Linked DNA regions of Homo sapiens: region 2 is linked to region 1. Evidence: chromatin contacts called from ENCODE Hi-C or POLR2A ChIA-PET data. All regions are on one chromosome and are shown on one strand. The core of a region is the stretch at or near the end of the contact, and the rest is flanking DNA. Distances in the headings are between cores, read along the strand shown.

Region 1 (6,164 bases), core at 2,159-4,658:
GAAAAGCAAGTATAAATGCCCAATTTCAGGCATCAGGAGAAAGAACTAATCCCAACCAAAAGTTCAATCCACCTGAACCCTAATCCTTGAAATTCCTCCAAGAAGGGACAAGGCTTTTACTGTCAGAAGGTAAAGAAACTTGAAATGCACATGTGTTTGTGAGACAGAGCACACTAAGTTCAGGTTGACATGGAGAGCATAATCATTCCTGCCAGTAGACTCCAACGGGGGGTGGGGGAGGGGCATAGGTGGCACTCAGGCCCCGGACTCTAAAAGGGGAGTCTGGGAGCTCCAGACGTGGAAGAAAAATCCTGCTTCCTCTGCGCTTTGGCTTAGGAGTGCCTCTGAAGGCTGATATCACACAGCCGCTGGGTCAAGGAAAGACTGAACCGTGGAGGCACCTCCCTTGAAGTCTTTCAGGGGCAGAAGGGTCAAAGCCCTTGCCAAGATGAAACAGCAGGCAGAGCCTATTCTCCTTGGCACTTTCGCCAAGTCCCCATTGACACACTATAAACATATATCAGGCCAGGGGCAGTGGCTCATGCTGCTAATCCAAGCACTTTGGGAGGCCAAGGTGGGCAGATCACCTGAGGTTGCGAGTTCGAGACCAGCTTGGCCAACATGGTGAAACCCCGTCTCTACTAAAAATAAAAAGTATCCAGGCATGGTAGTGCATGCCTATAATCCCAGCTACTCGGGAGGCTGAGGCAGGAGAATTGCTTGAACCCAGGAGGCGGAGGTTGCGGTGAGCCAAGATCGTGCCATTGCACTCCAGTCTGGGCAACAAGAGTGAAAGTCCGTCTCAAAAATAAATAAATAAATAAATATATATGTATCTATCTATCTCAAAGGCTTAACTCGGCCCATCCACCAGGCCTGCAGCCATGTGGCTCACCAATGCCCCTATACAGGACATGCAGGGCATGGCCACATTTCAAGAGCAGCCTTTTATTCATGGGCCATGAGCCTATTGCTGCAAAAAATGAAAAACTGCTCCTATTCTGATGAGAGCTGAAATTCAGTCTTAGAGTGGATGTGCTACTAAATGGCTGCATGTGAATTCGATTATTTTTTTGATACGGAGTCTGGCTGTGTCGCCCAGGCTGGAGTGCAGTGGAATGATTCCAGCTCACTGCAACCTCCGCTTCCAGGTTCAAGCGATTCTCCTGCTTGAGCCTCCCCAATAGCTGGGATTATAAATGCGCACCACCATGCCCAGTTAATTTTTGTATTTTTAGTAGAGACGGGATTTCGCCATGTTGGCCAGGCTGGTCTCGAACTCCTGACCTCAGATGACCCGCCTATCTTGGCCTCCCAAAGTGCTGGGATTACAGGTGTGAGCCACCGCACCCAGCCAAGTTTTTCTTAAAGGAAGACAACGCCTGATTCCCACAGCCATCTTTCTCGGGCATGGAAGCATTATAACATGGGGTCACAGATCTGAGTGTCACAGAATCTGCACTCTACCAGTAGCTAGCAATATGACAATGAGCAAGTCACTTAACCTCTGAGAGCCTCAGTTTTCTCTTCTGTAAAATGAAGATAACAATAATGTGTACTTCACGGGGCTGGCATATAATGAGGGTTTTAATGTTAACTGCAATCATAAAAGTAATTATTGATAGCAAGAATAACTTTCAAAGTCAAGTTTGCATGTTTGATTCTAGCCAGTTAACATTCGGACAAAGAAAAAAACAGCTTTCCATTGCCAAAGCCTTTGCCCCTAGACCCAGGGAGCCATCTTGCTAGTCCCCAAGAGGGATCAGGGCAGAAAGACAGCTCAGGGCAAGCCCATCCCTAGTGCTGGGAAAACAGATCACAAAGCTTACGACGCTGGTGCTGGATCCGTAACACCATCTTTATGGAGGGACAGGGAATGAGGGAGAGGATGAGGATGCCACAAATCTCTCCCGGAATCCCACATCTACTTTGCACAAGAGATCAGTAAGAGTGAGCCCCCAGCGCCCCCGCCCCTGCCTCCTATACCTTACTGTCCAGCTTCTTCATAGTCACTAGGTCCAGAGACTTCAGGGAATGACCCGTGGGGGCAATGAAATACAAGCAGACATGGATTCGGGAGTCATGGTAGGTGTGTAGCACTCTTCGGATCTTTAGCTCTTCCTGCAGGTAGGCCTCGAATTGTGCATCGATGAATTCCACGATAGGCTTGTAGCTAAAAGGGAGAGCAGGGACAGAGGCGGATCCCGTCAAAAACTTGGATTTTGACACCGTCCTTTTTGGAAGTTTCAAATGCCCTCTGTAATCTTGACTCTCTCCCATCCAACTGCATTTCTCCATCTCCCTTCAGTGGGCCTCCAATCTTGTCAGCCTGGCCACCTTCTTGGTCCCTACATGAGCCAAACTTATGCCCATCTGTGCACCTTCACTAGAATGCCCCTTTCTCTCTCCTCATCCCAATTCTGCCCTCCCAGACCTCAGGGCTCAGCTTAATGTCCTCCTCCTTCCTACGGCCTTCCCCACTTATGCCAGAAATCCCTTCTGCGAGTCAGGGGCATAACAAGAAATGGCATTCAATTACTTATTGTTGCTTCACAAGGATTCTCTCAAATAGATTGTGCCTTCCTAAAGAGCAGGGCCTGTGAAGGGCACTTGTCTGTCCCTCGGGGGGCCCCAACACAGCATGGAGCCCACTGGCTGTATCTGTAGAGGGACTGATTTTCCTCCAAGCTGGGCTCATGTCTTTGCTCCCTTTATCTCGCCCTACAGTGCCTAGATGAGAGCTGGGTACACAGTGGGTAACAAGACCTCTCTTTGGCCCACTGCTGGGCAATCTTGTGAGAACATTCAGGGCTTTTGCTCATTCTCGCTAGGTTTAGCGGAGCTCCACACTTGGCTCCCCCAAGGTCAAGATATTTTTCTGATTCTCATTTCTGCCAAGGTGGTGACTTTAAGTATTCAGGCCAGGCACAGTGGATCATGGCTCGTAATCCCAGCACTTTGGGAGGCTGAGACGGGCGGATCTTCTGAGCTCAGGATTCGAGACCAGCCTGGGCAACACGGCAAAACTTCGTCTCTACTAAAAATACAAAAATTAGCCAGCTGTGGTAGCTCATGCCTGTAATCCCAGCTACTCAGGAGGCTGAGGCAGGAGAATCGCTTGAACCCGGAAGGCAGAGGTTGCAGTGAGTGGAGATCATGCCACTGCACTCCAGCCTGGGCAACAGAGTGAGACCCCATCTCCAAAAACAAACAAACAAACAAACAAAGTATTCAGGCAAAATCTGGTAAAGCTACTCCCCTCCGCACACCCTGCACACATGGACACAGGCCCGCCAGCTCACTGAGTCTCCACACGCGGCTCCTCTAGGTGGCCCCCAAGTCTTGCCAAGGCTTCTTAAACAACAGTCAGCCCTCTATGTCTCTCTTTCCTGGGCCTCCCTGGGAAACTTCCCTCTCCCTCTGTCCCAGTCCCCTCCCACGTCATCCCCGTCACCCCTACGGCCTCTTTCTGCTCTAACTAGGTCAGCTTAGCTCAGCTCTGCCTCTTGTTCTCATCTCCCCTGTCTGTCTGCTGCCTCTCTGGCTGAGGGGGTGCCTCCCTTCAGGCTAGAAGAGGCTTGTCATGTGGGCCCAGGGCAGGGAGTTTTCAGATACCGCTGCCAGAAGGGAACATGATGATCAAAGGAGGAGCTGAGCCCAGCCAATGCCTCCCACCTGCAGCAGCTCCCAGGCTGAGCCTTTCTGAAAGATCCCCCTAGTAGAGAAGGGGAAAATAGCCTTTTAAGAAAGAATCACAGGATCCTAGATTCTGAGAGCTGCAGCCAGAGCTGAGATCCAGGTGCAGGCTATCTCTGGAGCCCCAGAGAAAAATCTTTTTTTTTAAGATGGAGTTTCGCTCTGTTGCCCGGGCAGGAGTGCAGTGGTGCGATCTCCACTCACTGCAACCTCTGCCTCCCAAGCCCCAGAGAAAACTCTAAAAACATAGTCCTTTCTTTATTCCTTTGATCCCTCCGAGCCACTGTTCCGAAGGGTAATCGCATCAAAGAATCTCTTGGTTGCAAAGATCCTTAGAAGGTTCCTGACGAATTTGGAGTGAGGGTGGGGAATGTATCCCCTAGGCTTATTTAATTAATTTTTGGATGTTTTGCTGATTTGAAATAGTTGATGATGGCACTGCTTCATTTTTTTTCTCAATTACGTAATTTTTTTTTACTTCATTTTTTGCTTTGCAGAAGGAATCAGAGGAAAGAAAATAAAGCTAAAAAGTGCATTTTTTAGCTCCCCCACACACCCCGAAATCTGTAGTGATACCCTGTGCCTGTCTTACTGCAATTGCCTCTGGCTCTCGGAAGCTCTCAAGATGTACATGGATCAGACCAGCCAAACCAGCCAATCAGCCACCAGGATTTGGTGTAGACGAATCCTAAATGGGTGGCTTATCTTCGTCTTATTCATCTCTGTATCCTCCACGTCTAGCCTGCTGTCTGGAACATAGTAAAGTTTCCGCTACTGCTCTGCATTCCCTCCACCCCCAGGCCCCAGTGACTCATCTTCCCACGGTGGCCACCTCTCTCCCACACTCTGTTGTGCTGCTCACTGGACTCCAGTGGGTGGTAAACAAAATCCTTTACTCTTATAGGCTACCTCCTCCCAAACTGCTTCCTTCCTCTAAGTGACACCTGACTATCCTTCAGAGATGCTGCTTTTCTCATATCCTTCTCAACTGGAAATTTCTTCATCTCCACACCCAAGTCCCATGGAAGGGCAGAGAGGGCAGCTTTCTTCTAGCTCTTGATTCCCTCGCTCACTGTGATCTCCTCATCTCCTCCATTTTCGACCAAAACCAGCTCCAACAGACTCCATCCCTCCCCATCACTACTGATAATCTTTGACATTTCAAGACAGCCGTTCTTAACACAGGGTTCATGGACCTCCTAGGTTCTGTGAATAGAATTCAGAGGATCTGTGAACTTAGATAGGAAAAAAATACATCTTTTTCACTAATCTCTAACTGAAGTTTAGCAGTTTCTTCAGCTGCAGACATAGGTAACAATCTATAGTAATGTTAGCAGTACCTGTGATTTCATAACCAATAGAAATCACTGATATCATCATTTCCCATTCCAGTTGTTGTAAATAGCTCAAAATAGCATTTATACTCATTACAACATTCAAATTCTGGTAATTATTAAGCCTGCATATAGATATTATTACTTCTGGAATTGATAGAGAAGCACATGGATTGCTAAGTCACAATTTTTAAATATTTTAGTAACTGTATTTTTAGTATACTTGGTATATTTTAGGCATTTAAAAACATTATTTTGAGAATGAGCCCATAGGCCTCACTAGATTGCTAACGGGGCCAATGGCACAAAATAACCCCTGGTCTAGACAATAATACTTATTCATTTCGGATAATGATATGTACTATGAAGATACTCCAATAGGATAATGGGATATACATGTGATTGAGGGTTCAACTACTTTAAATACAGTGATCAGGGAAGGCTTCTCTAAGGGTGTGACATTTGAGCCGCAAGGATGAGGATGACAGAGCCATGGAGAGATCTGGGTGAAGAGCATTCCAGGCAGTGGGAATAATAAATGTGAGGATGGTTCTGAGGCAGAAACCAGTCTGACAGGTTTGAGCAATGGGAAGACGGCCAGGGAGGTGGGACTTGGTGAACCCAGCTTGAGTAAATTATTCACAGTAGCCCAAAGGTGGAAACAACCCAAATGTCCATCAACTGATGACCGGATAAAGAAAATGTGGAGGCCAGGCGCAGTGGCTCACGCCTGTAATCCCAGCACTTTGGGAGACCAAGGTGGGCGGATCACGAGGTCAGGAGTTCGAGACCAGCCTGATCAACAGGGTGAAACCCCGTCTCTACTAAAAATATAATAATTAGCTGGGCATGGTGGCGTGCGCCTGTAATCCCAGCTACTCAGAAGGCTGAGGCAGGAGAATTGCTTGAACCGAGGAGGCGGAGGTTGCGGTGAGCCAAGATTGAGGCACTGCACTCCAGCCTGGGCGACAGAGTGAGACTCCGTCTCAAAAAATAATTAAATAAATAAAATAAAATAAAGAAAATGTGAAAATGTGGAGGCCAGGTGGGGTGGCTCACACCCATAATCTCAGCACTTTGGGAGGCCGAGGCAGGCGGATTACCTGAGGTCAGGAGTTCGAGACCAGCCCTGCC
Region 2 (6,164 bases), core at 2,224-4,723, 120 kb after region 1:
ACATATATTCATGCCTTTGCACCTCCCATCTGCCAAATCCAAGTCCTTATCTTAGTTCACTTCTTGGCAGCACTGAACAATGTTGGCTACTTCCTCCTGTTTGAAACTCTTGTCTAGTCTTCCATAACCTCCTATGGCTTTAATTGCTGGGGTTTACCAGGATGAAGTTCTGGAAGCTTTTCTCTTCACTCTACATTCTCTCCCAAAGTCCTGTTTTTTGTTGTTGTTGTTTGTTTTGTTTTGTTTTTTTTTTTTTTTTTTTGAGACAGATGCTTACTCTGTCACCCACGCTGGAGTGCAGTGGTGTGATTACAGCTCACTGCAGCCTCGACCTCCCGGGTTCAAGTGATCCTCCCACCTCAGCCTCCCGAGTAGCTGGGACTATAGGTGCATGCCACCACACCAGGCTAGCTTTTTGTATTGTTTGTAGAGACAGGGTTTCACCCTGTTGCCCAGGCTGGTCTCCAACTCCTGGGCTCAAGTGGCCCACCCTCCTCAACTTCCCAAAGTGTTAGGATTACAGGCATGAGCCACTGCACCCTCCCTGCCTCTCCCAAAGTTGTTTTTTCCCTTCCCCACTTACCCTCCCTCACTCTGCTCCAGCCACTCAGTCCTCCTTGCTGATCCTTCGAACAGCCATGTTCTTCTCAACCCTGGGGTTCCTGCATGCTGTTCACTCTCCAGAAACACTTTCCCCTCTCCCTTGCTCCTGACTTCACCTGACCCACTCATCCTTCATTCACCCACTCATCCTTCATTTCAGGTGTCAGATTAAATGTTACCTCCTTGGGGATGTCTTCCCTGCTGCTCAGGCTATGTTAACACTCTACCCATTACACTCACTCATGAGGCCCCGGGCATCTTTTCTTTTTTCCTTGAGATGGAGTCTTGCTCTGTCGCTCAGGCTGGAGTGCAATGGCGCAATCTCGGCTCACTGCAACCTCCGCCTCCCGGGTTCAAGCAGTTCTCCTGCCTCAGCCTCCCGAGTAGCTGGGATTAAAGGCGCCTGCCACCCCGCCCGGCTAATTTTTTTGTATTTTTAGTAGAGACGGGGTTTCACCATGCTGGCCAGGCTGGTCTCGAACTCCCAACCTCAGGTGATCTGCCTGTCTCAGCCTCCCAAAGTACTAGGATTCTGTAATCCCACAGATTACAGAATCAAGGCGGGTGGATCACTTGAGCCCAGGAGTTCTCAATCAGCATGGGCAACATGGCAAAACCCCATCTCTACAAAATAGAAAACAATTAGCTGGGCATGGTGGCACATGCCTATAGTCCCAGCCACCTGGGAGGCTGAGATGGGAGGATCACCTGAGCCTGGGAAGTCGAGGCTGCAGTGAGCCATGATCGCGCCACTGCACTACAGCCTGGGTGACAGAGTGAGACTCTGTCTCAAAAAAAAAAAAAAAAGCATCAACGTTAGCATGTGGACTGCTGCTGAGAACCCACTGATTCGGGATGGAGAGGAGTAGGCTAGGATTAGAGGGACTGGTAAGAGGCTATGGTCTGTAGAGTCAGATGGACAGATAAGAGAGATTTCATGGAATCAACAAGACTTGTGATTGACTGAATGTAGGGGAGGAGGAAGACAGAGGTGGCAAGGGTGATGCTCAGGTTTCTGACTTGAGCAACAGGGTGGATGGTGGTGTCATTTACTGAGAGGAAGGGCCATGAGAAGAATAGGTTTTTTTGGTGGGTAGGGGAAGGGGATCAAAACTTGTTTTGGATACATTAAGTTTGAGATTGGCTATATGACATCGAGGTGAAGAGATCCAATAGACAGTTGGATACGTGGATAAGCAAATCAAGAGAGAACTGGAGGTAGCTGTGGGGTTACTGGAGGGTTTTTTTCTTTTCTTTTTTTTTTTTTGAGACAGAGTCTCGCACTGTCACCCAGGCTGGAGTGCAGTGGCGTGATCTCGGCTCACTGCAACCTCCCCCTCCCGGGTTCAAGCGATTCTCCTGCCTCAGCCTCCCGAGTAGCTGGGATTACAGGCGCCTACCACCATGCCCAGCTAATTTTTGTATTTTTAGTAGAGACGGGGTTTCACCATGTTGGCCAGGCTGGTCTCAAACTCCTGACCTCGTGATTTGCCTGCCTCGGCCTCCCAAAGTGCTGGGATTATAGGCATGAGTCACCGTGCCCGGCCAGGAGAGGGGTTTTATTTTGGCTTGGGAGGCACAGCTTGTTTGTGTAATGACACAAAGGACTCAAAAGAAAAGGAGAAGTAGGAAGACAGAGGAGTCAACACGAATAGTCAATGGATCAAAGCTCCCAAGAGGTGGGAAGGGATAAGGCAGAGCATAGGACTAGGAATTTGTCTCACAGAGGAGGAGACTCTGGAGTCAGACAGTCTGATTAGAGCTTAGTTCTACCACCTTCTAGCTGTGAGACCCTGGGTAAGTCACTCACTCTCCCTGAGTCTTACTTTCCTTGACTATAATACAATGGAATTGGCCAGGACTGGTGGCTCATGCCTGTAATCCCAGCACTTTGGGAAGCCAAGGCGGGTGGATCACAAGGTCAGGAGTTCAAGACCAGCCTGGCCAAGATGGTGAAACCCCGTCTCTACTAAAAATACAAAAATTAGCCAGGCATGGTGGCAGGTGCCTGTAATCCCAGCTACTCGGGAGGCTGAGGCAGAGAATTGCTTGAACCCAGGAGGCAGAGGTTACAGTGAGCCGAGATCGCACCACTGCACTCCAGCCTGGGTGACAGAGTGAGACTCCGTCTCAAGGGGGAAAAAAAAGGAATTATGAGTACCTGCCTCATAAATTTGGGCTGATCATTAAAGGAGATAATGCATGTAATATGCTTACCATTGTGTCTTGCACATAGGAACATTGCATAAATGGTAGCTGTTATTATTATAACAGGAGTGCAGGAGGAAAAAGAGGGCGCACATACAGGTGAGTTCACAGGTTTGGTTGCAGGAAGTTAAACACATTCTGTTTTTTCTTTTCTTTTTCTTTCTTTCCTTTCCTTTTTTTTTTCTTTTTTTTTTTTTGAGACAGAGTATTGCTCTGTCACCCAGGCTGCAGTGCAGTGGCAGGATCTTAGCTCACTGCAACCTCCGCTTCCTAGGTTCAAGTGATTCTCTTGCCTCAGCCTCCTGAATAGCTGGGATTACGGGCATGTGCCACCAAGCCCAGCTAATTTTTGTGTTTTTAGTAGAGACGGGGTTTCACCATATTGGCCAGGCTGGTCTTGAACTCCTGACCTCAGGTGATCTGCCTGCCTCAGCCTCCCAAAGTGCTGGGATTACTGGCATGATCCACCACGCCCAGCCTACTAACCTCGATGATTTCTTAAACCCAAACCTGATAGGCCACTGTCTACTTTTGAACTCTTTAATGTTTCTCTTGGCCTCAGGATAGAATTGAAGCTCTCACTTAAGACTTAGAGGCTCCTCGTGATCTGGCGTCTGCTTACCTCTCCAGCCTCATTCCTATTCACTACTTCCTGTTCGCATCCTCTTTCTTCACCCACGAATACATCCCCTTTCTACACTCCTGCCATGCAGTAACTTTCAGTTCCCGATCTCCCAGCTTTCTCTTGACTGGGCCTTTTCACAGTCTGTTTCCTCTGCATAGGACATGAACGTTCCACCCGGCAGCCTCAGCCGCAAAACCTAGCTCCTCGTGGGCCTCCAGGGCTCAGTTTGCTCTTCCTCAGTCCCTCCCGTGTTCGGTACAGGTTCCCAAGACCCTAGTGCCTTCCTTGCCGCAGCACTCTGCACTAGGAGCTGTGTCGGCACTGTCATCTGCCTCCATGTAGGCTGGGAGTCCAAGAAGATGTGGGCCTGTGGTTGTGGTTCACTGCTGCAGCTCAGCACCCAGCACAGATACAACACTATGTATCTGCCTCATAGTCTGAAACGGGTGTTTGAGAATGAACAAGTGGGAGTTGGAGGCAGCTGACCTTGAATTTAGATCCACAGGCTTTCTGATTTAACTAATAGTTGTGTTTTTTGTATTCATTTGCCTTCAGTTCCCATGCCCTTCTTCCTTTGGAGAGCCCCGTGGAAACAATTTTTCTTTTTTCTTTCATTTTTTGAAACAGAGTTTCACTTTGTCACCAGGCTGGAGTGCGGTGGCGCGATCTCAGCTTACTGCAACCTCTATTTCCTGGGTTGAAGCGATTCTCCTGCCTCAGCCTCCCAAGTAGCTGGGATTACAGGTGCCTGCCACCATGCCTGGCTAAGTTTTATAATTTTAGCAGAGATGGGGTTTCACCATGTTGACCAGGCTGGTCTCCAACTCCTGACCTCAAGCGATCCACCCGCCTCAGTCTCCCAAAGTGCTGGGATTACAGGCCTGAGCCACCATGCCCGGCCTGGAAACAGTTTTTCTAATGAACACCATGTTAGATGTACATTAGACAGTTACAAATGTGGCATTATAGGTTCATGATTTTAGAGGTTAGCGATCAAGTCCAATTTCCTCATTTCAAATGGAAGAAAACAGGTCCCCAAAGCTGTGGTGGCTTGTTAGTGGCAGGCTAGTTGTAGCTGTAAAACTGGGACTAAGCCTCAGATTTCTTGATACCAGTGCTCTTTCTCCTTTCCCATACCATGCTGTGATGGATTAAAGATGACCATAAGTCCTTTGATACTCTTCCCATTGAGAGGTGGCCTCTATCACACTTTCCCTTGAATCTGGATGGGTTCTGGAACTGCTTAGACCAAAAAAATACAGGAAAAGGGATAACCCAGTCTGGGTGGGACCAGCTACGTAATTTGTGGAGCCCAAACTGAAAATGTGAGACCCCTTTTAAGAAATTAAGAATTTCAAGAAAGACTGGGCGTGGTGGCTCACGCTTGTAATCCCAGCACTTTGGGAGGCCGAGGCCGGTGGATCACTTGAGGTCAGGAGTTTGAGACCAGTCTGGCCAACATGTTGAAACCCTGTCTCTACTAAAAGTACACAAAATTAGCCGGACATGGTGGTATGCATCTGTAATCCCGGCTACTCGGGAGGCTGAGGCAGGAGAATCGCTTGAACCCAGGAGGTGGAGGTTGCAGTGAGCCGAGATCACGCCATAGCTCTCCAGCCTGGGCAACACAACAAGGCTCCATCTCAGAAAAAAAAAAAAAAGGGATTTCAAGATAGCAAAATCAGAGCATCAAGCTAAGCACAGAGCCCTGTGCAACTGCACGACCACCCCCAGGAAGCTGGTCCCGGTGCCAGTTTTAGGGCCCAGGTCTTAAGAGACTGGCAGCTTCCAGTTCCTGTCTCTTGGAACACATGATCAGGCCAGTCATCACATAAGCAGTCATCTACCCAAGACCATCATGCCGTGAGAAGGCCAAGCCACATAAAGCGGCCCTGTAGGATGAGATGCCATGTAAGGAGAGGGAGAGGAAGGCCAAGCAGCACTAAGGCACCCAGCAGGTGAGTGGAAAAGGCATCTTGGAAGCGAATCCTCCAGCCCCAGCTACCCCCACTAGATCAGAAAAAAAGCAATCAGCCAAGGTCTTCCCAACTTCCTGACCCAGGAATGGAAACAAAATGCTCGTTTCAGGCCACTAGGTTTTGGGATAGTTTGTTACACAGCAATAGATAACAGGAACACATACTATCTCTAGCATTCTTCAAAATGCCAGTGAAATGCTGTCTTTTGAAGCACAAAGTTCTGTTTGTATAAAGTGTCATCATTCTGTGATTCCCAAATTACATACTAAATATATGTGTATGCATATTGCAAGCATATGAATGTCACTTTGGTGATAAAAATATATAAATGTGGCCGGGCGCAGTGGCTCATGCCTGTAATCCCAGCATTTTGGGAGGCCGAGGCGGGTGGATCACTTGAGGTTAGGAGTTCGAGACCAGCCTGGACAACATGGTAAAACCCCGTCTCTACTAAAAATACAAAAATTAGCAGGGTGTGGTGGCACACACCTGTAGTCCTAGCTACTTGGGAGGCTGAGGCACAAGAATCGCTTGAACCCAGGAGGCGGAGGTTGCAGTGAGCTGAGATCTCACCATTGCACTCCAGCCTGGGCAATAGAGCGAGACTCCATCTCAAAAATAAATAAATAAATTAATAAAATAAAATATAAATATGCACTTCACACTACGGACATACATTGTTTTGGCATCAGCCATATCAGACCTTTTTTATTTAAAATATGTAAGTTCAGAATATTTTCCTTGGCCTC

The links. Hi-C counts contacts between places; a loop is a spot of excess contacts on that map. ChIA-PET counts read pairs that join two places held with the same protein, here RNA polymerase II (POLR2A). Pooled maps may share reads with other maps.
Region 2: a map of naive thymus-derived CD4-positive, alpha-beta T cell shows a loop between it and region 1 (4-fold over the local background). The contact joins two enhancer-like sites. A Hi-C loop is called at or near these places in 1 of 168 maps with a recorded cell type or tissue (naive thymus-derived CD4-positive, alpha-beta T cell), 1 of 37 single-sample maps with no recorded cell type and 7 of 50 pooled maps. POLR2A ChIA-PET finds 5 or more read pairs at or near these places in 6 of 52 experiments (GM12878, H1, Panc1 and 3 more).

What each region holds. Positions count from the first base shown.
Region 1 is chrX:119,650,868-119,657,031 of GRCh38, forward strand. SEPTIN6 (septin 6) reads right to left here. Exons shown (of 11, transcript NM_145799.4): 4 at 1,987-2,173. Among named protein-coding and RNA genes, the nearest start is that of MIR766, 7.1 kb to the left of the region's middle. RefSeq lists an enhancer at 4,614-4,663. Within about 2 kb of position 3,409, at least 10 of the 41 ENCODE cell types and tissues checked have a DNase peak (open chromatin) inside an H3K27ac peak, as active enhancers do.
Region 2 is chrX:119,772,203-119,778,366 of GRCh38, forward strand. No RefSeq gene overlaps it. Among named protein-coding and RNA genes, the nearest start is that of SNORA69, 12 kb to the right of the region's middle. Within about 2 kb of position 3,474, at least 2 of the 41 ENCODE cell types and tissues checked have a DNase peak (open chromatin) inside an H3K27ac peak, as active enhancers do.